7 separate regions of the Mus musculus genome follow, and all the other regions are linked to region 1. Evidence: chromatin loops called from intact Hi-C (ENCODE). Cell type or tissue: left cerebral cortex. All regions are shown on one strand. Links, peaks and the distances in the headings refer to the core of each region. The heading gives the core; the rest is flanking DNA. Region 1 holds the start of Arih1 (ariadne RBR E3 ubiquitin protein ligase 1). Region 2 holds the start of Neo1 (neogenin). Region 3 holds the start of Adpgk (ADP-dependent glucokinase). Region 4 overlaps Hexa (hexosaminidase A). Region 5 holds the start of Hexa (hexosaminidase A). Region 6 holds the start of Bbs4 (Bardet-Biedl syndrome 4 (human)). Region 7 holds the start of Celf6 (CUGBP, Elav-like family member 6).

What was found. Hi-C counts contacts between places; a loop is a spot of excess contacts. Peaks named below come from ENCODE experiments on the same cell type or tissue, not always from the same donor. Only the 100,000 strongest peaks of a DNase experiment are listed, where the experiment ranks them.
Region 2: a loop joins it to region 1, with 9 times the contacts of the local background. A loop is called at or near these places in 2 of 42 quality-filtered maps.
Region 3: a loop joins it to region 1, with 10 times the contacts of the local background. A loop is called at or near these places in 15 of 42 quality-filtered maps.
Region 4: it touches region 1 in a loop (4-fold over the local background); 10 of 42 quality-filtered maps call a loop at or near these places.
Region 5: it touches region 1 in a loop (4-fold over the local background); 10 of 42 quality-filtered maps call a loop at or near these places.
Region 6: it touches region 1 in a loop (5-fold over the local background); 14 of 42 quality-filtered maps call a loop at or near these places.
Region 7: it touches region 1 in a loop (2.0-fold over the local background); 10 of 42 quality-filtered maps call a loop at or near these places.

Annotation. Positions count from the first base shown.
Region 1 is chr9:59,483,947-59,488,336 of GRCm38, reverse strand. It overlaps Arih1 (ariadne RBR E3 ubiquitin protein ligase 1), which reads left to right and starts at 1,963. Exons shown (of 14, transcript NM_019927.2): 1 at 1,963-2,358. The coding sequence starts at 1,990. In left cerebral cortex, for the core only: CTCF peaks have their summits at 1,424, 1,624 and 2,456; DNase peaks (open chromatin) are centred at 1,585, 2,148 and 2,462; H3K4me3 peaks cover 3,361 bases; H3K27ac peaks cover 2,240 bases.
Region 2 is chr9:59,033,854-59,038,243 of GRCm38, reverse strand. Neo1 (neogenin) reads left to right here and starts at 1,803. Exons shown (of 28, transcript NM_001042752.1): 1 at 1,803-2,278. The coding sequence starts at 2,116. In left cerebral cortex, for the core only: CTCF peaks have their summits at 2,433 and 2,633 (motif pointing right); DNase peaks (open chromatin) are centred at 1,009, 1,669 and 2,563; H3K4me3 peaks cover 3,507 bases; H3K27ac peaks cover 2,400 bases.
Region 3 is chr9:59,288,648-59,293,037 of GRCm38, reverse strand. Adpgk (ADP-dependent glucokinase) reads right to left here and starts at 1,466. Exons shown (of 7, transcript NM_028121.2): 1 at 1,172-1,466. The coding sequence starts at 1,404. In left cerebral cortex, for the core only: a CTCF peak has its summit at 1,633; a DNase peak (open chromatin) is centred at 1,534; H3K4me3 peaks cover 1,928 bases; H3K27ac peaks cover 1,445 bases.
Region 4 is chr9:59,563,952-59,568,341 of GRCm38, reverse strand. It overlaps Hexa (hexosaminidase A), which reads right to left. Exons shown (of 14, transcript NM_010421.5): 13 at 4,355-4,390; 14 at 3,233-3,521. The coding sequence ends at 3,458. Among named protein-coding and RNA genes, the nearest start is that of Celf6, 12 kb to the left of the region's middle. In left cerebral cortex, for the core only: CTCF peaks have their summits at 1,039 (motif pointing left) and 2,513 (motif pointing right); DNase peaks (open chromatin) are centred at 1,026 and 2,524.
Region 5 is chr9:59,535,913-59,540,302 of GRCm38, reverse strand. Hexa (hexosaminidase A) reads right to left here and starts at 763. Exons shown (of 14, transcript NM_010421.5): 1 at 327-763. The coding sequence starts at 579. It also overlaps a transcript of Tmem202 not described here. In left cerebral cortex, for the core only: a CTCF peak has its summit at 2,420; DNase peaks (open chromatin) are centred at 432, 644 and 2,393; H3K4me3 peaks cover 1,198 bases; H3K27ac peaks cover 1,016 bases.
Region 6 is chr9:59,350,269-59,354,658 of GRCm38, reverse strand. It overlaps Bbs4 (Bardet-Biedl syndrome 4 (human)), which reads left to right and starts at 1,151. Exons shown (of 16, transcript NM_175325.3): 1 at 1,151-1,249. The coding sequence starts at 1,226. In left cerebral cortex, for the core only: no CTCF peak of the experiment used is centred there; DNase peaks (open chromatin) are centred at 1,209, 1,733 and 1,754; H3K4me3 peaks cover 1,752 bases; H3K27ac peaks cover 930 bases.
Region 7 is chr9:59,574,618-59,579,007 of GRCm38, reverse strand. Celf6 (CUGBP, Elav-like family member 6) reads right to left here and starts at 671. Exons shown (of 12, transcript NM_175235.3): 1 at 369-671. The coding sequence starts at 630. In left cerebral cortex, for the core only: no CTCF peak of the experiment used is centred there; DNase peaks (open chromatin) are centred at 299, 952 and 1,623; H3K4me3 peaks cover 1,665 bases; H3K27ac peaks cover 1,189 bases.

The sequences.
Region 1 (4,390 bases), core at 96-4,095:
ATAGAAACACAATGACTCAAGGGACCAAGATAACCCAGAACTGTTGTTAAGAGCTTTGATTTGAGCTAGGCATGGTGGTGCATGTCTCAAATCCTAGCATTTGGAGGCAGGGGCAGGAAGGTCAGGAGTTAAGGGTTATCCTGGGTACATGAGATCCTACTTAAAAAACAAACAAACAAACAAACAAACAAACCGAGAAAGGCTCAGCAGGTACAGACAAGCACTTTCCATGTAGCCTGATGACTCTAACCCAACTTCTGTAGTTTACACAGTGAAGTGTGGGCTAATTCCCATAAGTTATCTTCTGATCTACACTTGCCTTGCACTCAACCCAGTTTAAATATGTGTGTGTAAAGAAATAAATCGATCATTTGAAAACAAAATAGACATAGACATTATATAAGTATGTATCTATATATTTTCCACTTTTTCAAAGGCAATTTCTAAACAGAATCTATATCTTAAGTACTGTATCTATTAAGGGTTCAGCTTTAATAGATTTTCAGACTGGCCAATCCTTCAAGTTACTGGAAGAGGGAGGTCTCTTAAGCCTCTACTTCCTTCAAAACACTTTCCTGGCTCTGGTGTCCTATTTTCAAGGTATTAAGTCTAAAGCAAACAAAACAAGATAAACCCAGTCTTGGAAAGGCATTAAGTGCTTTGTCATGACCTCTAACTAATTTGCCCAATACTTCCCATTTACTGATTGAGTTTTAAACTTCAGCCTTGTAACTATTGTGAACCTTCTGTTTTGACCCAAGGCCATCTTCCTCTCCTCCTCTGTTGAAATAGCCATCCATCAACCCAGCTCACTTCTGCACTATTTCCAGATAAGCAGTCTCTCTTGGTCTTTGTAGATGTGGTTTGCCTGCACTGTTTCCTGGAATTATCACTGTAATTTACATAAAATGTAAGATTTATTATGTATCAGAAAACCTCTCTGCTCCATTGCTGGGGACTGAAATTGGGGCCTTTGTGCATGCTGGACAGGTGTATGCCACCACAAGGTATATACACTTTTATTTTTAGAGTCTCGGGTGCCTCCGCTATAATCTGGGTACTAGGACTCTGTGGTAATGAGCACTAATCTATGGAAGGCCCTTAGTGATTGAGGAATTGATGGCCTTAATTGAGGAACAGGACTGTCACATTGTTCCGGACCCTCAAGAAGTGCTTGTCAAGATGAGTTCAGGAACTGAGTCTTTACTATGACGTCACATCAGGGGGACCCAAGAACCGCTGTAGAGCCACGAGTGGACAGCAACACTCCAACTACCTGTCACCCAACTTGGAGGTTCCGCGTACTACTACCTTCCAGGCAGTAACTCGGGCAACCGGAATTTTAGCAGCACAGCTACCGGCTTCCCGGAACTAGCCAGGGCGTGTCAGATGTGCCTGTGAGGCCCGGAAGCGAGAAAGGTCCTCGGAGAAAACCTCCGCTTGGGCGCTCCCCAGACTCCTCCCCACGACCGGAAGGCCCCAGCCTCCTCACGTCAAGGAGCCACAGCTTCCCAGTGTCTCCGGGCCACCGCCGCGCCGCCGCGCTCCCGTCCTGCTCAGGCTCGGCCGTGGGGTCTCCCCAAATACTACGCAGGGGCCAAGGGGCGTGGCGCGGTGACGTGCAGCGGACCGACGCGATGACGTAGCGCGGCGCGGTGACGCACGCCCCTTTGTTGGCTCAGTAGCGGTAGCAGCGGCCGCGGAGGTGGCGCAGGGGACTGTTTTCCGTCCGAGCCCGGAGCGGAGCGGCGTCTGACTGAGGCCGGCAGCAAGCGGCCCCCGCGCTCCCTCCCGCCCTGCTCCGCGCCCTCCCCGCCGCCGCCACCGCCCGCCTCCAACCGCCGCACGCGGGGAGCAGCCGCGGCCCACGGGGCCGGAACCAGGCCTGCGTCCGGACGGCAGCCGGAGCCGGAGCGAGAGCCGGGGCCTCGGCGTCCCCGCCCTCTCCGCGCCGCGGCCAGCGTCTGCCGGGCCCGCGCGCGTCGCGCCATGGACTCGGACGAGGGCTACAACTACGAGTTCGACGAGGACGAGGAGTGCAGCGAGGAGGACAGCGGCGCCGAGGAGGAGGAGGACGACGACGAGGACGAGCCGGACGATGATAACCTGGATCTGGGCGAGGTGGAGCTGGTGGAGCCCGGGCTGGGCGTCGGCGGGGAGCGAGACGGACTGCTGTGCGGGGAGACTGGCGGTGGCGGCGGCAGCGCTCTGGGTCCGGGAGGCGGCGGCGGCGGTGGCGGTGGCGGCGGCGGCCCGGGACACGAGCAGGAGGAGGATTACCGCTACGAGGTGCTCACGGCCGAACAGATCCTGCAGCACATGGTGGAATGTATCCGGGAGGTCAACGAGGTCATCCAGGTGAGGGGCCCCGCCACGCCATCTGGCCCCGGAGCCGGCTTAGGGAGCGGACCCAAGGCGGCCTGTGCGGCGCCGAAGAGCAGGCCAGGGCCTGGCTCGTCACGGGCCTGTGTGCCCTGCCGGCCGGTCGGGAGGTGCGCTTGGGCGGTGCTTCCCGGAGTCCTGGCATGGCGGAGGCCTGGGGCTGCCTGAGCGGCTATGGCCGGCAGTTCCTGCATGACTACGGCCGGAGGATGGGATACCGGGGCGGGCTAGAGGCGGGTGAGGTGGTGAGTGTGAAAGAGGTGTCAGAAAGAACCCGGCCCTTTTCTCAAGGTTTATCCCTAGCCCTTGAGTCTTTTGAGCAGTTTCAGATGGGATTAGGGCAGGCCCTTCAGAGCAGCTTTAGTGTATGATTGCTCCAAGTGGGCACCGGCTAATAAAGAAATGGATCTCCTTGGCAGTCCTAAGTGGCTACTTAAAGGTGGGGGAAGGGAACTATTTCTCGGAAGAGGTGCTGATGGACCTTATTTTCTGATGGTGAGGCTTATGCCTACATTTTTGGGGGAGTGGGAGGAGTATGTTTTCTTTGGGACCTAACTGCTACTTCTTCCATTGGTAGCAAGTAACTTGATGGAAGCTGTTGGAATAGTTATTGCAGATCCCCTACCCACCCTTGCAGCTTCGGCAACAATAAAACACAGTGTTGTCTAATTGGACAAAACTCTATTGTGAATTAGAAAGTAGAGGCATTCCGGCTTCTGGACTCTATTCTCTGAAGGTTTCTGTTTCGTGCATAGAAGTTAAACTTGCTTCAGACCAGAAACTGCATCCTATTTAACGCTATATACATCCCGATTTTGTATTTTTGAGCTTTAGGAAATAAATTTACATTTGTTTGGGGGAAAAGTTGTTACAAATGGGATATGATTGGAAAGTAAAGATAACATAGGACCCGGTGGTGAAAGTCTGAAATTTCAGTTACTTAGAAGGTCGAGGCAGATGGATGGTGGCAAGTTCAAGGCCTACCTGGACTACAGAGTGAGCTCAAAGCTGTCCCGGGCAACTTGGTGAGATTCTCTCAAGATAGAGTAAAAAGAGGGCTGGAGATAATAACAGCTCAGTGGTAGAGCAAAAAGTTCGAGGCTCTAGGGTCAGCCTCGAAAAATGTTGGAAAAATGAAAAATCAGAGTGAAATCTTGATTCATTTTAACTTTTAGAAAATAGTAGCTACATGGAAGGAAACTACATATGAACAAGAAGTTACTCTTTTTTTTAAGCACATTGCTTCTTAACTTTAGAATGGACAGATTATCAGTGTTACTGCCTACTTGCTGACTTTCCATTATTAACATGTTTATGGTTTGATTCAGAAGGCACCGTTTTGCAGATTAAACCTTGTAGGCATTAAAGAATGTGTTTGGTGTAATGGAAAAATCTCATCTAGTGTTGTTGGTAGTGGAAACTCAATTTTCATTGTAGATGATGGTGCATTTTTCAATAAAAAAATAAATGGGAGGATTGTAGAAGTCAGTTAAGTTTCACTGCTCTAGTTTTTATATAATTAATTGAGATTTCTTTCTTTCATTTTTTTTTTTAAAGAAACAAAAAAATTGCATTAGCAAGGAATTTGGTTAAAACTTGAATTGCTTTTATTTACATGCAATTATATTAAATCATCAAACTTACCTAGCTTACTGGCATTAAAATTATGTTTTGAAATAAATCAAAGATATTCTCAAAAATAACTTTTTGACTTAAAAGTGTGTATTTTACTTTAGTTAAATCTCATCCAGTTTTGTCAGTTCTTAGATTTATCTCAGTTACCAGTCAGGTAGCTGTTATGCATGACATTATCCTTTCTTGTTTTAGATAAGAATGAATGCTGATGAACTACTAAGACCTATAAAAACTGGGGATTTTGGTGGGGGTAGGGGGGTAGTGTCGTACTTTTCCATATTTTCTTGATTTATTACTTTAGCATTTATGAGTAATACTGTTCTTAAGTAGCATTCATGAACACCCGAGCATGTATCCCTTGTTGAAAGTTTAT
Region 2 (4,390 bases), core at 240-4,239, 450 kb after region 1:
TTCGATTTAATCACAAGTCAGAAATATATGATTTAGTCATTCTATTTTACAGAAAGTGCTTTAAACTTTTTAATATAAGCTCAATATATACAGTAGGCTGATAAATTAATGAGATGGTTCACAGAAGTCATACATGAAAACCAGTGTGCTATTTTATTAGCTATAACTCTTATTTTTTTCAAGATTGGAGATAAATGTAAGCTTCATTTTGTAAGTCACATTATACATAATTTTAATATAATGAAAAAGTCCCTCTGTCTTAGATAGTCCAAAATTAACATTTGCAAGGCAATTTATAGTTTCCAAAGAGCTTCTCTCATCAATTATCTCAGAAAACTGAATAACGATGTGATTATTAAAGGTTAATTAAGCAAATACTTGTGAAGTAATTGGGAGGTAATCTATTTCTAATTTAACAGGTCATCAGGGGTATTTAGGAAATATTTTTTCTGGTTAATAACTCTAACCAAAACAAGATATTTAAATGGTTTCCCTAGTGGAAAACAATAAGCGAGTGTTTGCTCTTTTAAACCAATTGTTTCAAAGAGCCAGGGGAAGGGAGGGCTCCTAATTTCACTGTTTTAATGAGGTTTCTGAGCTCTTCATTCCCCACGTCAATCCATGCCTTATTTTGGAACTTTGGAATAAAATAAGATAAAATAGCAAGTGACTAGAGAAGGCATGGTGTGTGTTAGAAAAAGAAATGTCTTTTTTTGCTGGACACATCTTGGATATTGACTATACGCAGAAGGGCAAATAAAAATCCAACTCCTATCAACAACCCAACATGACTAAGTGAAGAACCAGGGTAGAACAGTATGGGCACTCTCGCCAGCAGACTACAGACTGTTTTCTCCTAACTTTGGGTAGCTCGATCCTCAGTAGTACCAGGAGGTTGAAAAACCAATTCCCGCGTGCTCCGCGTTTACTGTCGAGAGACACTTTGGATCTCAAGTACAAAACTGCAAAGTGACCATCCAGGGCCTAGGTAAAAGGCTGCAGTGACTGCAGAGAATTAGCCCCGGGGAGATTGAGTCACGGGGTTGGGTCCTGGCCTGGGCACGCGATGGAGTGGACTCCCCGCACCTTTGTCTGAGCCGGAGCCGAGTGTCTCAGTGGGGACGCGGGGCACCACGGTCCCGGCGGGTCGGGTACCGCCCGAGAGGAAGCCAGAGGTCGGCGCAGTGCGATCGGCCCCCTCCCACGGGAACCGCGCCAGGTCCCCAGCAAGAGCCGGGCGGCCTGCTATTGTTTTTGGCGAGCACATAAATCCGTGCGCCGACCCTCTGCGAACCCAGGTTTCCTCCCGGAGGCCATTCGGTTTCCTCTGAGGCCCTATATAGAGGCCCGGGGCAGAGAGGTGCGCGCAGGCTCGCGGCCTCCGTGAGCAGCTCCGGAGTCCGTGCGGCTCTGCCTCAGGTCTCCGTAGCCTTTGAAGCGGTCCGCGGAGGTGAGGGGAAATCTCTCCCGCGGGTTAGGAGCGGGAGGCGGGAGGCGAAGGAGGCGGATCGCTTCTCCGGGGTTTCCCTGACGCCAGCAGCAGCAGCAGAGCCCGGCGCGCGCGCCCCGCGCCCGTGCCCGTCTCCCGAGAGCCAGAGGGGGGAGGGGAGCGGGCCCGCCGCCTGCCCCTGCGCCAGCTCGGCTCCACCGCCGCGGCTGCCCGCGAAGCGACCGCCGGGATTGGAGCCCGGCAGGCCGCGGGGCGCGAAGAGGGTGCTCGTGGGGAGGGAGGCGCGCGTGCGCGGCTGTGAGCGTGCGCGGCACGGCGCGCTCCGGCGCCCGCCCCCCACCCCGCGGTCTCCGCCCCCCTCGCTCTACCGTGAGGAGCCCGAGTCGGCGGCGGGTGGCGGCGCCTGGAACCTGGAGAGACCGAGCCACCCCCCGGCTCTCGGCCGGAATGTACTGATTCTCCTCTGCTCTCCTCCCCGCCCCGCTGCAGGAGGGAGGCGCCCGGAGTCTTTCCCCCTGGGCGCGCGAGGGGGCCGCGCGGGCCGGGCCGGGCCGGGCTGGAGCCGAGCCCTGCGGCGCAGAGACCGGCTGAGGCGCGCTGAGGGAAGGGCGCGAGCGCTCCGCGGCGCTATCGCCGCCGCCGCCGCCGCCACTCGTGGGGTAGAGATGGCGGCGGAGCGCGAAGCCGGGCGACTCCTCTGCACCTCCTCCTCCCGGCGCTGCTGTCCGCCACCGCCGCTGCTGCTGTTGCTGCCGCTGCTGCTGCTGCTCGGACGCCCGGCGTCCGGCGCCGCGGCCACGAAGAGCGGCTCCCCGCCGCAGTCCGCAGGTAAGTCGGGCCGGGCCCGGGACGCCGTGGGGGCTGGGGCGCGGCACCGGCTCCCGTGGCCGCTGCGGTGGGTTTTTGTTGTTGTTTAGGATCCAGAGGGGAACGTGCGGGAACTTTTCCTCCTCGGCTCCCGTTGCTGGAGAGAAAAGGGTCTCGCGTGGTGGAAAGCGGAGCAGGCAGGAGGGGTTCCTACCGGGGGAGGGGCGCCTCCGGGATCCGGGCCGGAGCTCTGGGGTCCAGTTCTGCGCTTTGTACCGGGAGGCAGGTTCACCCCTCGCCTCTTTCCCCTCCCCCAGGCTCATCCCACTTGTAAGAGTGGGACATTCTTGTGCTCACACAAGCACCAGTAGAGGCCACTACACACCTCATTAGATAAACAATCGTACAGCCAATTCATTAATTTTCAGGAAGGGATGGAGGAGGGGGCTTGAATTCATTCTCTTCACCCTCCATCCCCCTCGGCCATGGGTTGCCCAGCTTCTGAAGTCCAGGGAAGCGCTGTCGGATCTCGAGGGACTCTTCGCTCAGTGATTGGAGCCTGGGTCTTCAGGAGAGGGGGTGCTAAGGGGCATACTAGCCCCTTCATGATCAGATCAGTGGTGTTGACTTAGCCTTGTGGACGCCTTGGAGAGCGGCTCCAAGTGATTCTGTGAAGTAGTGCCTCTTTACTAGGGATTTAACTATATTTCTATGTAACCCACTCTCAACTTCTGAAAAATTTCAGACATCGGATTTTTAAGGATTTGTCTAATTGTCTCTATGTGACTATATATGTATATGTGTGTGTATACACACACACACACACACATACACATATATACACATATATGTGTATATATATTCAGCATCTTTTTTTTTTCTGTGTGTTTCATGCATTCCTGGAGTCACCAGCATTCTTACATATTTAAGGGTGCCAATTGACACATCGCCAAGCCTCTGATAGTTGAGCAGGGTTCACTCGGCTCTTGAAGAGCAAATTGACATGTGCTTTGCTAACCTCGTTTACCTAAGGTGGTGTGCCATATAACTTGAAGAAACTTTCACTCACTTTGTGGAGATTTAGATTTTTAATACGAAGGTCACCTGATCAGACACAATGGCAACTTGTAATTGCTAAACCAAAAACGTGTTTCCCTCTGATTGTTATGAAATCATTAAAATCACTTCGAAATGTGATTTGCTGATAAAGTTTGTTATTTTGCATTTTGTGTGTATGTGTATAGAGCTCACAACTTGCCAGTGTTAACAGTTTTAAACCCACACTAGTATATATTATTTAAGCTGCTAAACAGGAGTGTTAATGTTAAGTTAGGATCACTGATGTGATAGGCATTTGCACATTTATCTTGTACAAAGTTTGGGGCACAGTTTTCAGACCTTCAGTGTAAGTACCTGAATAGTTTCTTTTCATGGGAATGGGAAAGAGAAATGTATAAATTTTGGAAAACAAGTTCCTCTTTTTTTTTTAAATTTCTTATGAAAATTTATATACAGCTGATTGTATGTGTATTTGAGGTCATAGCTGGAGTTTGTGTTTAAAGTTTTGGCAGAGACTTTTTAAAGTTAACAAAAGCTTAAACAATGCTAGAATTTAGAAATTTGTTTTACATTTTATTATTCTGTCTGTCTGTCTGTCTGTCATGCGTGTGTGTTTGTGCCTGTGCCATGGCATGCTGTGTGCTAGTCAGAGGACATCTTCGGAGGAGTCACTACTCTTTCCAGCATGCAGGTCCTGGGGAGTGAACTCAGCTCCTCAGGCTTGGAGGCCCATTAAAGCAGTCACTTAGAAAGGGATCTTAACGTCTGCTTTAGCATGAATTCAATCAGTGAGGTTTTATTTTGCAATGATGAGATGGGAGACATTTGCTCTCTGCCTTTATGGAGTTGGCAGTCCAGCATGTAGGTAGGGACCATAGCTGCTCAGCTAGAATTACATAGTTAAGTGATTGTGATAAGCACTGCAAAATAGAGTAGGTTTTGAGGAAGTGTGAGCTGGCGTGATTTACCTAGTCAGTGCCAGAGTTCTCGATCTGAGATGGTGATGGGTGGAGGTTAGTTAGAAGGCTCACAGTTAATTAGTAGTGGATAGAGTCTAGAGCACAGGTCTGATTC
Region 3 (4,390 bases), core at 101-4,100, 200 kb after region 1:
GTTGTTCTAAGCAACTAGTGTGAGTTATTCTGTTGTAGCTGCTCAAGCTGCTTCCAAAAAAATGCAGCACAGACCTGACTTCTTCCATACATATGCCCTCAGAGCCCAGCACACACCTGACATAGCTCCAAGAAAGATGATCAAGAACCTGATAAAGCCAGGTCTTTAAGCCCAGCACCAGGGAGGCAGAAGCAGCTGGTCCTTAGAGTTCGAGGTCAGCCTGGTCTACAGAGTGAGTTCCAGGAGAGCCTGGACTACACAGAGAAGCCCTGTCTTAAAGAAGAATAATTTAAAAATAAAACTAAACTAAAAAGACAAGAGAAAGAAAGAAAAAGGAAGCAAACAGATCAGATAATGATCTATGTTCTAATGATCTACTTACGTTCCAGACCAGCCAAGGAGGCTGTAGTTCAAAAAGGAACAACAGAAGCAACATTTAAAAAAAAAAAAAAAAAACCAACTCTAACCTAAAGAAAAACATACTAAAAAACTCGCTGATGCATAGTGCCCTTGACAAGACAAGAAAGCCAAGCCTAACTGGAAGAGGGACTAAGGTTAGTGTAAAAAAAATTGGATACATTTCTGTGAGTTTCACAAAGAAAGGAGATACTGTGATTTGAGAGAACCTTAAAAATATGAACTATCACTTAGTATGGGGAAGAAGGTAGTTTCGAGAAGGGCGTGCTAAACGCGAAAGGCGCAGAGTTCTGGTAAGGAATCCTTAACAAAAAATGTTGAATATGAAAATGAGCAGTCTTAGTAGAGTGGTCTTCAGACCGGATGACGTAAAGTCAACAGCTAGAGACAGAAGCATTTAGCTTTAAGTACGTTAGGAAGAGTGCTAAAAAAATAGGAAAACCATCGTGGCCACCTGAGAACAGTCGGCAAAAAAGGGCTGGAAGACAGACAACAGAGTAACCTCAAAAATTACAAGTGACAGGCTGAGTTGAATTTCTAAGAAGCTATGAGAGCTGCTTTTACAGGGAGCAGGGCCAACCGGGTGGAAATATGCTGACTATCCCTGCAGCGATGACGGAAAAAGGCTCGTCTCACGCGTCCGACACTTTCGCCCAGAGGGCAACCCAGACACCACCGAGTCCCGGGCGGACCCCGGAGCGCGCGCACTTCCCGGGGAGGCCCAGAGCCGCAGGCAGGCCCCGCAGGCACTCACCCCACAGCCACGCGGCGCCAGCGCCGGGCGGGCTGCGCGATGAGGGCGTCCCAAGCGGCTGCCAGCCGGCTCTCCGGGGACAGAGGTCCCACGGGCACTGGCGCGGGTCCCAGCCTCAGGGAGCTCCAGAGCGAGCGCAGCGCCGTGCCCGGCAGCTCCGGCTCCAGCAGGAACACGCAGCCCACGGCCAGCGCCAGGAAGCCGGCGCACGCAGAGCCGCGCCACAGCGCCATGTGCACACACCGCCGCACCGGTGGCTACAGGATCCTTTCTCGGCTCGCGCCTCCTCCCAGCTGGGCGCGTGCTGACGTAGACGTGCGTAACGTCACACCCGCGCGCCACAGGCTCTTCCTCCCGATGGGCGGAGCTACGACGGAACTGCAGCCCCAGTTATGGGTGGAGCTATGGGTGGGCTGGAGGCGGGACGACGACAGGGCTGGCGTTGGGGGTTCGCTCTGTTTAAGTCTTGGCGCTGGCGCTGGGCGACGCTGTTGTGCGATTCTGTCCTTGGATGAACAAAGGCAGTAGTGTGGTTCCCAATCCGTACACGTCTTCCCGATATTCACTGATAGCCTGAGATAGAGTGTGTGTGTGTCCGGGGTGGGGGCGAGAGAATACTTTTACTTCCCTAGTAAGATAAGACATGCAGATAACGAAGAAGCAGCAAACCTCGCGATTAGAGTAGTCGGTCTCCCATTGACAACGAGCCACGCTGTTGTCTCTTAATCCGTCCCTCCGCCAGTGTTTGACCTCCATGGTTTTACTAGGCCGGTTCCTTTCTAAGTCTGGTGCAGTGGCGAGGCGGAGGGTGCACGACGATGGGAAGGGCTTCCCGCGAGAGGAATCTGCTCAGACCCTAGTGGTGCTGGGCACGGGGAGTCCACCTCTTGAGATTTTCAGCTAGTCAAAGGCTTCCGCTAAGACTGAAGCGATCTTGTTCAATCTAGAGATCAGATTTAACACTCAGACCCCTTAGATAACCCTTTCGGAGGTGGTGTTCCTTTGAACAACCCCAGAGTAAGCCGCAAAGGGATACAATCATGTGTACAGTATGGAAGGACTATAGACTCGAGTTTTTAAATCCTGGTTTAGTTGTTCCGGGTGATACTACAGAAATCCAGCCCTTCCTCCTTTGATGTGACGGTTCTATGTGAGAGGGTAGGTTAAGAGGCAGGAAAGCTAGGCTTGATGTCCAGTTCATTCTCAGCCTCATCTAGCCTGGCCTATTTCTATTTTGCTAGTTCTGCTAGCTCCTGACCAATTTTCTACTCTGTCTATAATTTTTGAACTTGTTAATAGAAATGTGTTTCCCTGGCTTTGATCTTGGACGTTATCTCCCACCCCCACCCCCAGTATCCAAAGTGTTTCTGTTATGGCTCTCAGCTGTTAACTGGCCAGAGACTGGTTACTAGCCCAGACTAGCCTCAAGTTCACTGCGTTGTCAAGGGTGACTTTGAACTTTTTTTAAAAAGATTTATTAATTTATTATATGTAAGTACACTGTAGCTGTCCCCAGACACTTTTTTCTTCTCGCTCAGACCCCCGGAGCAGTCAGCGTTCTTAACCGCTGAGCTATCTCTCCAGCCCCAACTTTGAACTTCTGATCCTCTTCCCTCTAGCTCCTGGAATTACAAATGTGTATCTCTGTGTCTGGTGCTCAGGGAGGAAGGGAAGGTCTTATACCTTCTAGACAGACACTTTACAGAGTGTCTGTAAACAGAAGCATTTTTTGCCTCTGTTTACTGAGAACCAGTACCAGGTGTCTGTGATTAATTGATTTGGGAGGTGGACTGGCAAAGTCACATGTGTTTGAAGGTTGGCTAAAGCCCATTAAATATAAATTCCCAAGATCAGTTTTGGGAGGAGCGGAGGCAGCTGAACTATAAGAACACACTCATCTGGGAAGATGAGGGGACGACTCCCCATCAGTGTGGAGATCCCTTGCAAAGCTGTTGCTGAGTCTTTCCAGGCTTGCAAAACCTTTTGTTGTTTAGTCTTAGAGGCTAACTAGCAAGAGCTGGAGCAAGTTAAATCTAAGTTTATTTCTCATGTAAAAGTACAGCTGTGGTGTGGGTGACTCTGTGGCCTGTGCTAGCAAGCTGGATCTCGTCGGGTAGTTTTGGGGGGATGATCTGGGCCTCTTCCTCATTGGGTCAGTCAATGTGAGTTTGTATTGGGGAAGATAAGGAGATGAGAGATGACTCCAATTCCAGCTGCAAATTAAGAAATCCAGAGCTCCCGGAGGGGAACGAGAGACAGCAGCAACACCTCACAGAGCCTGGTGAGACTTCTGACCCCATACACAGTCCCAGCAGTCTTGATGTCCTCTCCCAGTTTATCAGGGCGCAGGGAACTACAGTCCTTCTTGAACTGATTCCTTAATGAACAGCAGTCATTTCAGATTATCTGTTTGGCATCTGGAATGTTTTACTAGCCAGTTGCTTTTCTAGGGGACAATTATGCAGAGCAGTCCTGAGTAAGCAGACAAGGCTTCATTGCCTGAGTGAAACAAAAAAAGAAAGGAAGAAAGAGAGAGAGAGAGAGAGAGAGAGAACAAGGGAGTGAGCAGCAGGAGCCTCATGACTACCCCTCCCCCAACCCAAATTACTTCCAGACATGGCCTTTGCTATTGGTTTTCTCTCCTAGGACCTTAAAATGAGAGAGCGAAAAAGCAATTTCATTCCAGAGAATTCAGAGAGCAGCACAGGCCCCAGGTGTTCCACCCAAGACCCTGACCCAGAAGGCTATAAAAGCACATCTAGGATTTAAACAGGAAATAGCAGAGCCCATCAGAACACCAATCCACATCACCCCACTCCCACCCCCATGATCTGAAAGGTTTTGAGGGGCAAGTTTGCTTCTACTTTGGAGCAAAAGGCCCCTGTGTTGGCTGGGTTAACCTTTTCCACAGCTCAGGGTCTCTGAGGTCTCGTCCAAGCAGCTTTCTAGATACTGCCCTCTAATCAGGTGTTTGCTGATGCCAGGAGCCCTGCCAGCCAAGATAAGAACAGAACTTTAAAGGTCAAAAAAAAAAAAAAAAAAAAAAAAAAAAAAACCAAAAAAACACAACCACAAAACAAAACCTCCAAAGAGACAAGACGGGGAAGAAAGAATCTCAAGACTGTCTCTTCAAAAACAAGGTCTGTGTCCTGGGCAATGAGTGCCCTCCTCCCTGTCTGGCACTAATAGAGCCCTAGAAGGGCTCAGGAGATGGGGTGA
Region 4 (4,390 bases), core at 306-4,305, 80 kb before region 1:
CCCAAGCATGGGGATTAAAGGTGTGCACCACCCAGCTTAAATTAAAAAAAAAGGAAATAAATCACAATTAAGTATCAGACACTGTAGAAAAATGTGATTTAAATTAAATTATGGAAGGTAACTTTGGAGAAGGGAATAGGATTGAAAGACATACCTATTTTTTTAAAGTTTATGGCATTGTGTGTTGTACACATGTATGTGCATGCATGCATGCTCATGATCCACAGAACTTATAAGAAGTCAAGGAACAACTTGGGCTCAGCACCTTTACCTGGTGAGCCATCTCAACAGTCCTGTGTTTCTTCTTCTTAAAGCTATCTATCCTGGGCTGCGGATGTAGCTTGGTGGCAGAGCACTTAATAGGCATAAACTCTTGGGTTCAACTGGTTACCATGAATGGAAGCAAATAATTGTTGAGATATTATAATCCTGTGTTAATAGCAGTATAGAAAAGGATGCTAATTTTCAACCTTTTAGAGTTTATTAGTAAAGGAAAACAATTTTACTTAACAAAGCTCCTAATTCTTATTTTCAGAGTAGAACAAACAAACACACACTCATCATGCCAGGTCATCAGACCCTGAATCTAGATTATGGGTCAGGTTAACCTCACAAGGTACTGATAAGAATTACGTGGACAGACCTCATCGGTGTTAGGGATATTAGATGGGGACTCACATGTCTCATATGAACATAGAACACATTATCCTTACCTTCCCAGTTATTGACCTTCCTCACTTCAATGGTCCCGAAGTTCCCCGACACCACCACAGCATTCTTAGTGCCGTAGTGGCACCTGGACCCCTAAGCCCTGATGTGTTATCCCTACAACCATCCATTGATGTGCACTTGAAGTCATCGGGGACACCAGTTAATCATAGTCTTGGAAGGTGTACTGCTGGCCACTCAGCATCCGCTCATGTCAAGGAAAGGGGGGCCACACACGCTCTGCTTCCTTTTAATTCCTATGGGTCCTGCACTTCCTCCTATTCAGAGGAGCGCCAGGGGCAAAATGGGTACTTCTCTGCCCCCTGGTGGTGCATCGAGAACCCTAGCAAGCCTGATTCTGTGCACTGTACACATTGGGTGCCTGGCTGTGAACCTTGTTCCTGGCCTATGGGCAGTTTGAGATCTGACAGTCTTCAGGTTAATGACCTCATGGTCACAGAACACAAACATCGGTGGGTGGCTGGAGAAAAGCACTTGCTGTCTTGTCTTGACCAGGTTACTACCATTTTTAAAAAAAAAAAATGGTAATAACATTACAGAAAATGTTTCGGGGCTGGGGATTTGGCTCAGTGGTAGAGCACTTGCCTAACAAGCTCAAGGCCCTGGGTTCGGGTCCTCAGCTCTGGAAAAAAAAAAAAAAGAAAGAAAATGTTTCGTTGAGTATAGTCACAGAAACTTAGTTCTAAGACCTATTTTTGTGGCTTCTTCCCTCACTGACTCAGATCAGTGCTTGCTCTTTTCCTGAACATTGGGAACGCCCAAGATGTCCTGGGAGAGGTCAGGGGCATTTAAAGTCTATCGACAATGTTTCTGTTATAGTTGTCAGGTGAAGAGTCTGGGGGCTGGCAGACTAACAGGGCTCAGTCAAACAGCAGTAAATCACAGATTTATTCAGTGTGCAACAAAGAGGCCTCAGCTGTCCTTCCAGCATGGCACATGGAGGGCTCCCAGTTTGGGGTGAATTGTCTCAAGAAACCGATACCTGGCTAGGGGTGGGTGGGATGGGTGAGGCACACATTTAATCACAGCATTCAGGAGACAGAGACAGATTTCTATGAGGTCCAAGCCAGCCAAGGCTACATGCTGAGACTTTTGACTTAGAAAAGCAAAAAAAAAAAAAAAAAAAAAAAAAAAAAAAAAAAAGATGTGTGTGTGTGTGTGTGTGTGTAGTGGGGTGGGGCGTAGAGGTGGCTCCAGGTTAAGAAAACTCCTGTCCTCAAAGAAGACTCGCATAGTTGCTATAGTTGATTCATAATTGTCCATCACTCCAGTTCCAGAACACAGGATTCAGATATACATGTGAGCAAAACACTCAGACACATAAAGTCTAAAGTATGGAAAGGGGGGATACTCAGAGAGGGTGTCAAGTATCTATATAACTTTCATTCCTGCCAGTATTGGTCCATTTCTGCAGAGTCCTCACTAGCAAGCACCCTCAGGCTTCTGAATAACAGATGAAAGAATTCTTTTGATGTAGAGGTAAAGGCTTAGATTATGGTTCCAGGCTAGAACTCGGGCTTGGCTAGGTGGGACTTAAATTCCTTAAGAATTTTGCTCTAGCAGAAGGTAGTCACTCTATTCCTGTAGAAATGGCACGACAGAGGCAAATCATAATGGCCAATCCGGTCCCCAAAGAACCTGCCTGAGGGACTGAAGAGTAGCAGTTAAGGACCAAGATATCTGGCCCTGCCTTTCAAAAGCTTCAGTACCCAGAATGCTGTAAGCTGATACCTGGAACCTCTTCCTTGCCTCTGCAGACCAGGCTAAGGGACCTGCAACCAGCAGGGGGCAGGCTGCATCCACAGCTTGACAGTTCTCTAAGACAGTTCATCTTAGAGGATACCAGGTCACACCCTCATCCGGGGCTCAGTCCCCAGGGCTTCACTTTCCAAATCAGCTGTGTCATTCACAAGATGCTATGGGCTGACAACCGGGAGGGAGGAGTGGGAAACCGGCTGCACTACTTTGGATTTGTCCAGACCCCTCAGAAACAGGTCCTTCAAATTCAACACCTTGCTGTGACTGCTGGTGTGTGGTAATCTCAGAATTTGGGAGGCAGAAGGCTCAGAAATTTCAAGGCCAATATATACATCAAGTTCAAGGCTAGCCTGGCTCACATGAAATTCTTGCCTCATGTGATAAAATCAAAAGACTTTATCCCGGTGCCTGAACCACAGTATCTGCTCAACAGTACACAAATAGCGGGGTCAAGGAAATTTAAGAACCCAGGAGGAGAGTGGAGCAGAGGCTCAAGGGAAGTGACCACTGGGACCAGGCTGAGTCTGGAGCTCCCCTAAGCTCCCACAGCATCTTCTTCCACAGACAGAAGCCTTGGAAGGGACACAAAATGAAGTGTCCTTTCTGAGGACAGACATGTGGGAGAACTGGTGAAGCACTCACTGCCTTTAACCTGTACAATCCAGGAGAGGGTCCTGAGTGTAACCGGTGGTGACCTGAGGGCCATTCATTCGTTTTTTCTTTTTACACAAGCAACCCAAACTCATTAGAGAAAATGCCACATAGATCTTTATTGAACACCAGTGCCAGCACCAGCCTCCTTCTCTGTAGTCACAGGGGCACACGGGCAAGGGGTGCTCTCCCCTGGCCGGGAGGCAGTGAAAGATTAGCCCTGCCCCGGGACCTGCTCTCTTAAGGCCAGCACCCTCCTGGGTGCTCAGCGCAGCTGACTCAAAGGACAGCAACCTCCTGGGTGTTCAGCACTGGTGGCTCAAGTCTGCTCAAACTCCTGCTCACAGTAGCCTACACTGATGGGCTGGGCCTGGATTCCTCTCCTGGAAGAGAACATAAAGAAATGGAAGATGAATTATTTGGCCTTGGACCATGGCAACACCATCTCCACAATAACCAAGAGCCTCCTTCCCATTTCAGTGAATCTCAAAATATTACTGTACCCAAGTTACTTGGAGACCTCCCTCCAAGATTCTCAATGAGGGCACTCTTTCTATCGTGCAGGTCTCTACTCCCCCACCAGAATTCAGTTACTTTGGAAAAGAGGACAGAGCCTGAGGGATGTCTGATGCTCTTGGCCCACTCAGATGTCCACTCCTGCTTCTAATATTCAATAAGCACAGCAGTGGAAAGGACTGAGCTGGGGATTAAACCCTGTCCTCGAGCTAAGGCTCAGAAGCCCTAAGAACTGACCTTTAGGGAACCGCTAAGCACACCTCCATTATCACAACAACAACAACAACAACAACAACAACAACAACAACAACAACACAAACCAACCCAACATGCTTGGAGATAAACAAAATGCCACTTCAATTACCCAGTGTCTTAGAGCTCACGACAGAGGGCTCTCAGCCATGTCTGCTCTGCACTAGGCTATGTTTCTATCAAATGACTGCTTACACAAGCCACAGTCAAGGGAGTACAGGTATTCATGAGTCAGTCAAAGCTTACAGGTTCAAATCCTGCTTCCTGCCGATTTTTAATAAAGTACTCAGGGGCTGTATACTCCTAAAATGGAGACAAAATGTTCCCACCTATGGGCTGTGATACAAATTCTACAGGATGGAGTATTCTTAGACAGTACCTAGCACAAAAACTTCTAAAGTTTTGGCTCTTACTCCTTTCTTCTTAGATCTGCCCAGAGCCCGCTTACCTCACCAGCTCACAACGGAAATGCGACAAACGTTTA
Region 5 (4,390 bases), core at 182-4,181, 52 kb before region 1:
TGGCCCTACAGTAGGCATTTCTTAAGAAAGAAAGAAAGAAAGAAAGAAAGAAAGAAAGAAAGAAAGAAAACCTAAATGCAGTTCTCAAAAGGAGGATTAGGGATAAACTGAGACCCCAAGAAGTCACATCAATGAAGGGGTGCTCGGGATAGGGGCTGGGCTGGGGAGGCCAGCTAGCTGGATAGAGAAAGCAAGGGGAGAAACGCGTGGGAGGTGACTGACTGGGCTGTGCAGAGGCCAACGGGAGGGTGTCTGGGAGCCGGGCCGGGGCTGACCCACGCACGGAAGGCGGCTCCTTCGGAGGGAAGAACCGGGCAGTGACTCACTTGAGAAGCTGGGTCGGGGCCAAGAGCCGGAACCGAAGAGCAGGTTACGGTAGCGTCGAAAGGCCTCGTCGAGGACGACGCAGCCCGCCTGCGCGGCCGAACTGACATGGTACCGGAACTGGAAGTTGTTGGGGTACAGGGTGTAGCGCCGGTGGTAGGTTTGGATGTACTGGGGCCACGGCCACAGTGCCGTGGCCAAGCAAGCCAACGCCGCCGCCAGCAGCAGCGAAACCCAGAGCCTGCAGCCGGCCATGGCCCACCGGCCAGCTCCCCTTCCAGCAGGCTGAGCCCACGTGAGCCCCGGTCAGCTGAGCGGCGCCCGCGTGACAATCGGAGGGTCACGTGAACGGGAGGGAAGCAAGGCGGGCTCGATCTCAGAGATCCGTAAGCAAAGGATTCTGCAGCTCCCGACCGGGTGGGCGGTGAAGGATCGATCCCCGCCCTGGCCAAGCCTCTGTAACCCAAACCCAAGGGATGGGCTGGGAGGGACAGGCACCGCCCCAGGGCATGGAGAACTAGCCCGGAGGATACGGGAAGAAGGAAAATGAGAATCCAATTTGCAGTGTCAACTGTGTGAAAGCGCACTTGAGCAGTCTTTAAGTAATCAGCCCCAGGGGTCTCAACATGGAGCAATTGAAAGACGTCCCAAAGTGTTGAAAAATTGTTTGTGGTGATTCCTAGTTGTGATACCAGAATTAGTGAGGGAAAGGCAGGAGGATTCCTGTAAGTCTATGGCCAGTGCGGGCTATCTAGTGAGTGCCAGAACCCGGTGTGTTAGCAAAAGCCTGTAACCCGAGTGTTCAGTAGGTCAAGCCAGAAAGACTGCTGTTGTAAGTGCAGAAGCCATGTTTACTTCTATAACTGAGAAGAATTTATGAAAATTTCTCTTAGCTAGAGGTGAAGCTCAGTGCTAGATAACTTTATTAGCATGATTGAGAACGCAGGTTCAATCTTCAACCCTGAAGTGAGCAGGAGGAACAGTGGAAGAAAAGAGAGAGAACTTCCACTTTGCTCATTAATTGTGCTAGACTTGGTATCCCAGAACATGGCAATTTCCATAACCATAGTCTTAAGGCTTGCAGTGATCTTTTTTTTTTCTTTTTTTTTAAAGATTTATTTATTTATTATATGTAAGTACACTGTAGCTGTCTTCAGACACTCCAGAAGAGGGCGTTACGGATGGTTGTGAGCCACCATGTGGTTGCTGGGATTTGAACTCCGGACCTTCGGAAGAGCAGTCGGGTGCTCTTACCCACTGAGCCATCTCACCAGCCCTTGCAGTCATCTTTTAAAAACAAAGCTTTAGGAGTCTCATGAAGCCCAGGCTGGCTGCTGTACAGCTGAGGATGACCTTGAACTTCAAACTCTCTAGCGTCCATCTCCTGGGTGCTAGGTTTACAGGTAGATTATGCCTAGTACACCTGATACACAGTCATGGGGTCTGAAACCAGGGCTCGTGCATGATAGGAAGACAAATGCTCTACTGTCTGTACTACAACCTAAGCACACCCCCAGCCTCTGGACTCTGTGTTTGGGGCAGCATGTTAAGTGTGTGGAAGTACATGTGTGTATGCTAACATGTGGGCATACGTGTTGCTTGTGTGCGATGTTGTGTGTCCTTCCTCCTTAGTCATGTTGAACTGAACTACCTTCTTGATTCCCGCAGATCACGGCTCTGCCAGCCATGGTGGTTGCAGAGACCCGAGTACCAGAGGATTTCACCAAGTACACTGTGATTATAGAATAGATGATGAACTGGTGACTCAATCCATTCTTGGGGTGATAAGGCTCAGGAAGGCTAGCATCCTGGCTGATACCCTCCAAGGAAGCCTCGTCATCCTGCATGTATGCTGTGAGGATAAGGGCTGTGTGAGGCATCGGTTTGTCTCCATTGCTTTTACAGGGTTCGTTTTTTGGTCCCTTTGCTTGTCCATGTCCCCATCAGACCACATGGTGAATGAGACCATTGTAGCCTTACTGCCTAAGCCAGGACTCTGCAGGCAGGAAGTGTTCAGCTGTGTTTGTCCAGTGCGTGCATGAAGGAAGCACTTGTGTTAGATTTTGCAAGCCCAGCCTGACTCAGTGTGTAGGGAAGAGACCAGCCTGTGGAGGGAGGCAACGGTCAAGGAGAAACAATGATGTGCTCACTCAAGGATCCAAGGTCCCAGAAGAGCCTGGCACAGAGCAGACATTTCATGAGTGGATGTTGGATGACTAATATGGGCGAACCAAAGTGGAGATCTGTGGAAGAGTATGGGAGGCACTAATGAACTGCTGTATCTGGCTAGGAAAAAAAATTCATGCATGAGGAAGGATGAGGCTGGATCATGAACTAAGACTGAAGTAAAAAATTACTGAGTCACTCACTCTATACTAGATATGTGTCTTTCTTGTCTTGCTGTTGTGATAAATCATCTGGCACGAGCCATTTAGGAGGCAGGCTGTGGTGGCCCACACCTTTAAACCCAGCACTCAGGAAGCAAGCAGAAGCAGGCAGATCTCTTGACTTTGAGGCCAACCTGGTCTGCAGAGTGAGCGTCAGGACAATCAAGACTACACTGAGAAACCCTGTCTCAAACTAACAGACAAACACACAAAAAACAAACAACAACAGCAGCAGCAGCAACTTAGGTAGTAAGGGTTTGTTTTGGCCAACAGTTTGAGGTATTGTCCATCATACAGGGGAAAGCATGCAGCAGGAGCGAGAGGTGGCTGACGTGGCCAGTCACACTGAGTCCAGCATCAGGAAGGTGAAGGCAGTGTGTACTGACGCCCAGCTGGCTTTCTCCTCTGTTCGTTCAGTCTAGAACCCCAAGCCAGTGAGAGGTGCTACCTACATTGTGGGTGGGTATGGTGATATGAATGGGAACGGCCCCCATAGGCTCATATGTTTGACTGCTTGGTCACTAGAGAGTGGATCTGTGTCAAAGGATTACAAGACTTTGGAGGTGTGGCCTTGCTGGAGGAAGTGTGCCATTGGGGGTGGGCTTTGAGGTTTCAAAAACCATGAGTGACAGGTCCATTCTCTCTTCTCTCCCTCCCCCCGCCTCTTCCCTCACCCTCCTCTCCTCTTCTCTCCCCTCTCTCTCCCCTCCTCCTCTCTCTCCTCTCTGCCAGCTGCCCAAGGATCAGGATGTAGGTCTCAGTTACTGCTCTAGCACCAAGTGTGCCACCATGCTCCCTGCCACCATGCTCCCTGCCATAATGATAATGAATTAAACCTTTGAAGCTGTAAACAAGTCCCCATCTTACAAATACTTTCCTTTATAAGTGTTGCTGAGGTCATGGTGTCTCTTCATAACAATAGAACAAAGATGCACCTCGTGGGCAGACCTGGAATTATGTCTTCTAAGTGATTCTAAATTTAACAAAGTTTACAATCAAAATTAATCATGAGGCTGGAAGTGGTTCAGGATTTTGTTTTGTTTTGTTTTGTTTTTGAGACAAGGTTTATTTATGTAGCTCTGGCTATCCTGAAACTAGCTCTGTTGACCAGTCTGGCCTTGAACTCACAGAAATTCACCTACCTCTGTCTCCCAAGTGCTGGGATCAAAGGTGTGCATCATCCCCCACCCTGTGGTTCAGGACTTTAATGTCAGCACTGGGGAAGGCAAAGGCAGGTGAATCTCTGTGAACTGGAAACCAGCCTGGTCTATATAGTGAGTTCTAGGACAGCCAGAGTTATATAGTGAGACCCTAGTTAAAAACAAACAAACAAAAAAACCAAACAAATAACAAAGCTATGACAGTACCTTATTTTTTTCTCATAAATGTTGAAATTCCATGCTATCTCTGTTTTACTCTGAGAATTACAATAACTTGACTAAGCCTTGGTAGACTTGAGTGAGGTCAGAAGAGGAATGGGAAGGCAAGAAAAGATCTTTGCAAGATCTGGTTTTATTTTTCATGTAGCAAAGGCTAGCCTCAAACTCGTGGCTAAGGGTGACCTGGCACTTCAGCTCCTCCTTTCTCTGTCTCCTGAGTGTTCAGGATTCCAGGTTTGTACCACCAAACCCTGTGTATTTGCTTCTAGGGATCAAATGTAGGGCTTCATGCACACTAAT
Region 6 (4,390 bases), core at 186-4,185, 130 kb after region 1:
CACAAAGATCCATTTGCCTCTGCCTTCCAAAGAGCAGGCATTGGCAGGCGGATTTCTGAGTTCGAGGCCAGCCTGGTCTACAGTGTGAGTTCCAGGACAGCCAGGGCTACACAGAGAAACCCAGTCTCGAAAACAAACAAACAAACAAACAAACAAACAAGTATGTCCATGTAGAGTAAAATTACAGTTCTAAACAGCCTACCTCTGCTCTTTGCTTGCCTGCTATACAGTTCTCTTCCCTAGAGAGAACCACTTTTAGTATTTAAATATCCTAGAAATATTTTCTTTCTTTTTTTTCTTTTTTGAGACAGGGTTTCTCTGTATAGCCTTGACTGTCCTGGAACTCACTTTGTAGACCAGGCTGGCCTCGAACTCAGAAATCCACCTGCCTCTGCCTCCCGAGTGCTGGGATTAAAGGCATGCACCATCACGCCCAAGTTGAAATATTTTCTAATAAAGAATTATGTACATAATATTCTTAGTTTTGCTTTCTTCTTATTAACATAGACACTGTATGCATTTCTTGCACATTGTCCTTATCTGATAATAGAATACCTTGGCAATTCTCTTACCATGTAAATAGTTGTCTCTTTTCAGATGCCACACAATATGAACTTATCATTTATTTGATTTCTACTGTTGGGTATTTAGGTTGTTTTTTTGGGTGTTGGTTATTCCAAACAATGATACATCGGATACCTCTGTATGTAAAGCCATGTCTTATGTCTATATGTATAGAATAAATTCCTATAATTGAAACAGTTGGGTTAAGGTTATAAGCATTTTTAATTTTGGTAGTTGTGGCTAAGCTGCTCTTATTGGAAGCTTGACCAATTTGTTTCCACTGGCGATGAAAGCATATTTTCCTCACAAAATGTCATTGAAAAACTTTGTTGCCAATGTAAGGCTTAGACCAAATCTCTTGGAAACATAAGTTATAAACTTCGTTGTCTACTATCTAACTGACACGCTCCACTCTAAATTCGTCCAGCCCGGTGCAGAGCTATCTAAGCTCTGGCTGCGAGTCCCCTCACCTATTCCTTCCGAGCTAAGCCATCCATCTGTGGCTGAGACCCTGGAACTCACTGACCTCACAGCCTGACCTTCCACTCACAACTCCTTAGGGGCTCAGGTTCCTCCTTCCTTCCCTGGCTTTGACTTCCTGCTCAGCTGGTCGCCCGGGAAACGGTCGGCTTCCGGTCGCGAAGCGGTGGGCGGAGCCAAGATGGCTGAAGTGAAGCTTGGGATGGTAAGCGGGGAGATTCTCGGAGGCTTAGCGGCGGCCTCAGGGCGGAGCGTCGTGGCGGGGCCGGGCCAGGCGGGGCCAGGCCGGGGCGGCCAGCGGGGCTGGGGTGGCGGGGCCGGGGCGTACGCCAAGTAGTCCCTCCGGGAGGCGGCGCGGTCCAGCTCCCCGCCTGGCTGGGCGTTTGGCGAATGCTGACCTGTGTGCAGCGCTTCGTCTGTTTTGGGATTGGGCAGAGAAGAGAGGTTTTTTGGAAATGGTGTTTTTCCTACTCTTAGGATTTGAGGGTGGGCGTGAGGTGGGGGTTACTGCACCTTCATTAGGCAGTTTTTGATATCCCATAGATTGGTAATTTAATTGGATGAAGCCTGGAACCATTCAGCGCCCCTGCCCTCTCACTGCGACTGGCTTGTTTTCCCAGCTGCGATTAGATTTCGGAAAAGCCCTGTTTCAGAACTCAGCTGGTTTAAATCGTTAGTTAATTCTACAACAGCCTCTGTGAATTCAGGCTGACCCAGAAGTAACTGGCTTTTTGCATCACTCATGACCTTGCTTGTTTGTGACAGTCTTGTATGTACATGGTATTTGCACCTGTAGTTCATGTTGGCTACGGATTAGCCACCTTTAATCCCCTGACTTCTGGGATTTACAGGAGTGCGTCATCACTCCTAGCTCCTTTTTTTTGGATTGACTTATAGTTGTATGTTTATGAGGTACAGTGTGATGATACGTCGGTACAAAGTGTACTGTGTGTGATGGTCAAGTCAGGGTCATTACCATTTCCATCTCAGCATATAAACTGTTGCAAACAGTAGCCCCCACATAAGCATTTGCTTCTGTCTGTTGGTATTTGGCTCCTGTTATTGAATATTATTGAATGTTTCTCTCCATCTTTTCCCTTTCCTAACTTTTGGTGACCTCTTGTTCTACTCTCTATTTCCATGAAATCAACTTTGTTTGTTCCTTTTTGTAAAGATAGGGTTTATTTGTGTATCCCCAACTGACCTAGAACTAGAGAGTAGACTAGGCTGCCTGGGATTAAAGGTGTGTGCTACCCCGTTGAGATCAGCTTTTTTAGTTTCCACATAGGAGTGAGAACATGCTTTGGCTTTCTCTGCCAGGCATATTTTACTTAGCATAATTTTTCCACAGTACTACAGATTACACCTTATTCTTTTTCATGTCTAAATAATACATGCATACTCCTGGAGTCTAGGAATCTCTTCACAAACCACACAAACACTGATCGCAGTCAGACAGGGATAGTTTATTGAGCAGATGCCCCAGGACTGGTCAACTAGGGCCATGGTCCAGATTCGGGAACTGAACCATGACCCCAAGTTAAGATCTTACAGGGTTTTTAAGCCCCAAATCCACAAACATCTGTGCCAAATTATTTCACCAATCAGGATTTAGGGATAGGATTTCCTTAGGAACATGTTTTGTTGTGCATTTACCCTGCTCCCATTGGTTGGGGTATTCAACTGTGGCAGGAAACCTGCCTTGTCTAATATTCATGTCCTAACTTCTCTACCAGGATGGGACTTGTCTAATATTCATGTCTTAACTTGCCAACCAGGATGTCAGTTACCTGTGTACATGTCTCTTTCTGCCAAGTAGGATGTCAGTTCCCAGGGAGGTTTTGGGAACATAAACTTTACTCGACCACTACTCAGAATGGAAGTTTTATTCCAAATAGTTTCTTATATTGGGGCGGGTATCTTTCTTATGTTGGGGTCCATCTCGGGGGCAGCTTATACCATAAAAACTTGAACACAGGTACAGGAAATACTGTTGGGTGGTTGGTTCAGATCCAAGCTTATTGTGGGTAACTATATAAAACAGTCCTATTGACTTTTTATTGTGACTGGTTTTCAAGGGCACAGAACATAACAGAATATGTAATCAATCTTGGCATCAGAAAGTTTCCTAGCAACAGCAGAGAGATAGGAGAGAGTTTCCTTATAATGGCAGGGTAGTCAAGTATCTGTTACCTAGGCCTTAACATATTACCTAGGCTTTAACAGTCCATCTAGACCTTAATATTTTACCTAGGCCTTAACACATACCACAGTTTATTTACCCATTTGTTATTTATCCATCCTTGGGCAACTCCATTGACTATGTACTTTGATACTGTGAAGAATGCTGCAGTAGATGAAGAACACAGTATCTCTTTGGTAGAATGAGTGTATTTTATTTTGGTATGTACTCAGTAGGAGGATAGCTGGATCATAGGATGTTTTGTTGATTTGAGATAGGGTCGTCTTATATAGCCTAGGCTAGGATCAGACTACAGTTCTCTTGCCTCAGTACCAAGGTGCTGGGATCATAGGTATATGCCATTGGGCAAGGACTGATTATTCTATTTTTAGCTTTTTGACAGTAGTTGATTTTTGAGGACTATGTTTGTAATTGTATTTAACTTCGGAGACATCCCTAATAAAAACATGAAGCCTTGTCCTTTACTTTTTACTTTTTTTTACTTTTTACTGTTGGGTTTCAAACCCTGTCCTGAACTAATGAATGATTTTAGTGGTTTTTTTTTTTATATTGTCTTTTGAAAAACACCATGGAAAACAGACAAATTAGTTGCTTCTGGTTGACAGTCTTATAATGCAGTGTTGTCTCTTGTAGGGGTCTCTTTTGTTTGCCATTTTATTTGCAGAGTGATACCAGCAGAATACTCAGTACAGAGAAGAAATCTCAGTGCATAAGCTAAAAGATAAATAATAATCTGCTTAATGTTCTAGGTTTACGATACTGGCACCATTATTGTGGGATATCCACCAGAGAAGACTGATCAGTCTCGGATTTAAGGCAATAGAAAGTCTATTAGTTGGTTGGCAGGTGACTATACTGGGTGCTCAGGATCCCAGTGTAGCCCTGAGTCCTTCTCAGGATGAGGTTTTAAGCACAAAAACCATATTTTGAGTTGACATACTTCAGTTAACAAAAACAGTTAGCCAGAAGCAGAACTACAGAAGCCGGAAAAAAAGGTTAGCACATTTAGAGACTTTTCTAGAATTATGGACTTTGGATTAGGCCTTTGTTTTACTTTTGACAGGTGACAATGTGTATATGCTGAGTTTATGGCTTTTTTTTTTTTTAATTTTTTTTGTTTTTTTGAGACAGGGTTTCTTTGTA
Region 7 (4,390 bases), core at 115-4,114, 91 kb before region 1:
AGCTGGAAGGTAGAATAAGTTTCCAAATTCCAGGGTTTGGGGTGTCTGGTGGAAGGGATGGTGGAGAGATTAAGCAGGGAGGTGGGGATGACTGGGATGTGAGAAGTGACAAGGGATTTGGAGGTTAGAGTGAAGAACGTGTTAGGGAACCAGAGTGAAGTCAGAAGGATGCCACAGAGACAATTCTGGCTCTGGGGCTCTGTGGCCTGGGGAGGGAACAGAACTGAGGTGGGGCAGGTCCTGAACTGGAGTCGGGAAAGGTTCTAGTAGGGCTGGGGTTGGGCCTGCGTTTGGGGCCGGAGTTGGGTTGGGCTGCGCTCTAATTGGATTGGGGCTGGGCTGGGCTGGGCTGGGCTGACCCCGCGCACCTTTGTGGAGGCCGGTGAGCCGGTCCTTCAGCACCGTCAGCTCGTAGATGCGGCCGAACTCCTCGAACAGCGGCTTGAGGTCCTGCTCGTCCAAGCCCCGCGGGATCTGCCCCACGAAGAGCTTGATGGCGTCGTGGTCCTTCATGGGCACCGCGGGACCTGGGTTCAGCCCGCTCATGCCGCCGCCGCTGTCCGCGGTGCTGAAAGCCAAGCGCGGGCTGGGGCCGGCGGGCGGCGCAGACCCTCCAGGCGCCGCGGCCATGTCCCCGCCCCGTCCGCCCTCCCGAGCGTCCCGCCTGTCCCGCCGTCCCTTCCCTGGACTGCTGGCGAGGGCCTGGGGGAGGGGGCGGGGCCCGCCTACGAGGACGGGGGGCTGCCCAGGGGGCGGGGCCCAGCCGAGAGCGAGGGGCGGGGCGGACTGAAAATGGGCGTGGTCGAGGGCGGGGCGCCTGAGTCCGGCTGGAGTCCCCCTCAGAGCTCTCCCTGGCGCGCCAAGCCCAGCCCCGAGCCCCAGCCCCCGAGCTTAGTGACGTCAGACAGCTAGCAGGGAGCGTCTACGCAAGTGATTTGCATAATGAGATAGCGGTGGCCAATCAGAGAAGGAGTTGGCTGAGCTGGAGCGCGGGGCGAGAAGGGCGGCTGGGCTCACGCGCTCCAGCTCTCCATGGCAACCGGACCCTCAGCTGCCCTGTGTGTGGAGGGTGTGCGGGCGTGGCAGTGGATGGGAAGTAGCTTCGTCATGCGTGGCGCTGTCTGCTGGAGTCGGAGATGATCTCTCCCTACACACCTCCAACAGCCGGACCGTTTTCTGTGGGTCAGATAGGGTTTCCACCTCTCTATCCCTACTACCGAAGCCAGTCTTGCGGAGCGCATCCTTCTAGGCTCCATCGCACACCTCTCCTATATCTTCAACCTCTCTTTGCTCCTGAGACTCAAACACACTCTCGTCTCTTGTATTCTAAAATAAGCCCCAAGCACTGATTTCTTCCTCAGGAGAGCGAAAGAACTTATATTATCATATTTACTCAGAGCTTCTGCCTGGTTCCTCCCTATTCTGTGACTCAGGAGTGTTATCTTCTTTTCCTGAAAAGGATGCTGTGGGTCAAAGAAGTTAGGGCGTAAGGCAAAAGAAGAAACGGAAATTGATACATCGCGTGTGTTAATATCTTAAAAGCTATCGGACAAATCACAGCGCTTGAGTGTTTACCTCCCCATTCCCTCTTTCACAAGCGCACATTCATAAAGATGAAGGATTGGCGACATGGCTAAGCATATAAAGGCTCTTAATAAACAAGCTCGATGACCTGAGTTGGATACCCAGAACCTGCGTGGAAAAGCCAGGAGCAGAGCTTCGCATCTGTAATCCTAGTACTTCCGTGGCAACAAGAGGAAAAAAAAAAACAGGAGAGTCACAAGGGCCAGCTAGCAGAGGGACAGAAACAAGAGGGAGCCTCAACAATTTGGAATGAAAAAGCCACTCCTGATCTCAACAAGCTTGCCATGACTCATGTTTCTGCCCCTACTCATACAAATACACACATGCATACACATCACACACACACATCACATATGCATCACACACACCCCACACACAAATCACACCATACACACATACACACATCACAGAAACAAATTTATATTTTTTATTATTTTGTGTTTAAGTTTTGCCTGCATGCATGAATATATATGTATGTGCAGCACATGTATGCCTAGTGCCACTGGGGCCAGAAGACAGTGTCAGAGCCCCTAGAACTGGAGTTATGGAATTTAGGGGTTTTGTAAGCCTCCCTGTGGGTGCTGGGAATCAAACCCACGTCTTTTGCTGCTCTTAACTGCTGGGCTGGCCACTAACTAATTATGAGTTGAATAGGACCTTGAACTGCTGCTCTTTCTGCTTCCACTTCCGAGTTCTGAGGTCATGGGTGTGCACTCTCATGGTCATTTATGCATACCATCTTTAGTAGTTCGTTTGGGGGTACATCTACTTTTCAAATTGTGTTCTTACTGGTGGAGCAGCTTTTATTCTTTTCTTTGACAGGCTCTTGGGATATAGCCCAGGCTACCTTCAAACTCTGGGTTCTTTCTTGCTCCAGTTTCCCCAGTGCTAGGAGTGCAGGTGTGTGCTACCGTGCTCAGCCCTGAACTGATCCTTGCTAGGTAAGTTCTCTTCCGCTGAGGTGTTCCTCCAAGCACCATAGTTACATTTAAAGCAGGTAACTTTAAAAGTGGGCATAACTGGGTCTTTTAAAATTAAAAGTAGTTTTGTTTATTCTGTGACAAGTTGGAAATTAAATATCCTCAATGCTCCACTCTGTTATCTTTTGATACACTGTTGCTGTGGATGCTCAGCTTTGTTATCTTTTGCTACATTGCTATCTACTTTCCCCCCGGGTGTATATAAACTCCAGAGTCAGCTTGCCAATTCTCCTTGCACTACTTTGCTTTCTGTTGCCACAATGAGCACCATGATCACAAATAACTTCTGAAGAAAAAGGTTTATTTCAAGGTATAACTCCTAGGTCACAATCCATCCATCACTGAAGAAAGTAGGACCAGGAACCCTGGGAGAATGCCATTTGCTGGCTTGCTTCCTCTGCTTGCTTAAAAGCATATTATGCAGCCCACGCCCACCTGCCTAGGGATGGTGCCTCCTACAATGGGCTGAACCCTCCCACTTGGCAAACATGGCCACAGACCAACAGAAGAAATTAGTTTGGAGTTTCCTCTTCCCAGGTGTCTCTAGTTTGTGTTAAGCTGACAATCACTAAAAGCATAAAATAGCTTCCTGGAACTTTGATTGGATTTGCATTGATGTAGATCACATTGGGAGAAAAAAAAAGATACAAAACAAAACTGATGTTGTGGCCCTTAGAGGAGATGGCTCAGTGTATCCATAAAGGCACTTGCTACCAAGCATGATGGCCTGAATTTAATCTCACATGGTAGTGTGAGAGAACCAACTCCTACAAGTTGTCTTCTGACCTCCACACACGTACTGTGGCACACACACACACACACACACACACACACACACGTGTATACACACTAATTGTTTAAAAATGTTATTGTAACAATATTGACACTTCCTATTCACAAACAAGAGAAATCACCATCTATTTGTTTCCTTTTTCATTTCTTCATTCAAGAGTGGTGGGTAAATCTTTTCTTTCTTAAATATGCCATGCTATTCTTGTCCCTGTTCCTTTGTAGGTGGGTGGGATATTTCTGCTGGTTGTCTTCTGACCCCAATTCTCTATGTCTTTGGCTTTCTATGGTTTAAATATTATATGCTTAGATGAGGGTTATAATCTAGTGCTTAAGCCATTGGGCCCTCATCGAGACTCCTGGATTTTTGATTTGTTGTCTGTTGATAATAATTTTGGGGAAATTCTTTGACATTATTCCCTCATTAATATTCTCTTTATTTGCCTGGGTACTTCTGATTATGTGATAGGCATTGTGTTGAAAAATATTTTTAGAAATAATTGTAGGTTGAAGAGGGTAGTATTTTCTTCTTCCAGAACAAACTTGTTCTAAGGCATCCGGAATCTCGATCAGTTTGAGATAATCAAACTAATTTTAGTGATTAGGATGACTCAAAGCTGAGCTGTAGCCTCTGGAGCAATTGATCTGTTTCCAACTTCCTCTTCAGTTGAGACCTCTGAGTGAAAGTTTTTTTAGGGTACATTCATGTGTGTTGTGCAATCATGTGTGTACACCCCTGTATGTTCATGGAGAGGCCAAAAGAAGTTATCATGTGACCTGTTCTATCCTTAGAGACAAATCTCTCATTGATTCTGGACATCCACTGGGAGCAAGCAAACCCAGTGATTCCCTTGTCTCTGAATCCGCCACAGTACTAAGATTATAGCTGTGCGTACAGCCATAGTTAGCCTTTTAAAACAAACAAATGAAAGAAAAAACCAAACAAATGAAGATGCTGAGGGCTGAAACTCAGGTCCTCATATTTGTACAGCAAGCCCTTCTAGCCACTGAGGTATCTCCCCAGCTCCAGAGATGGG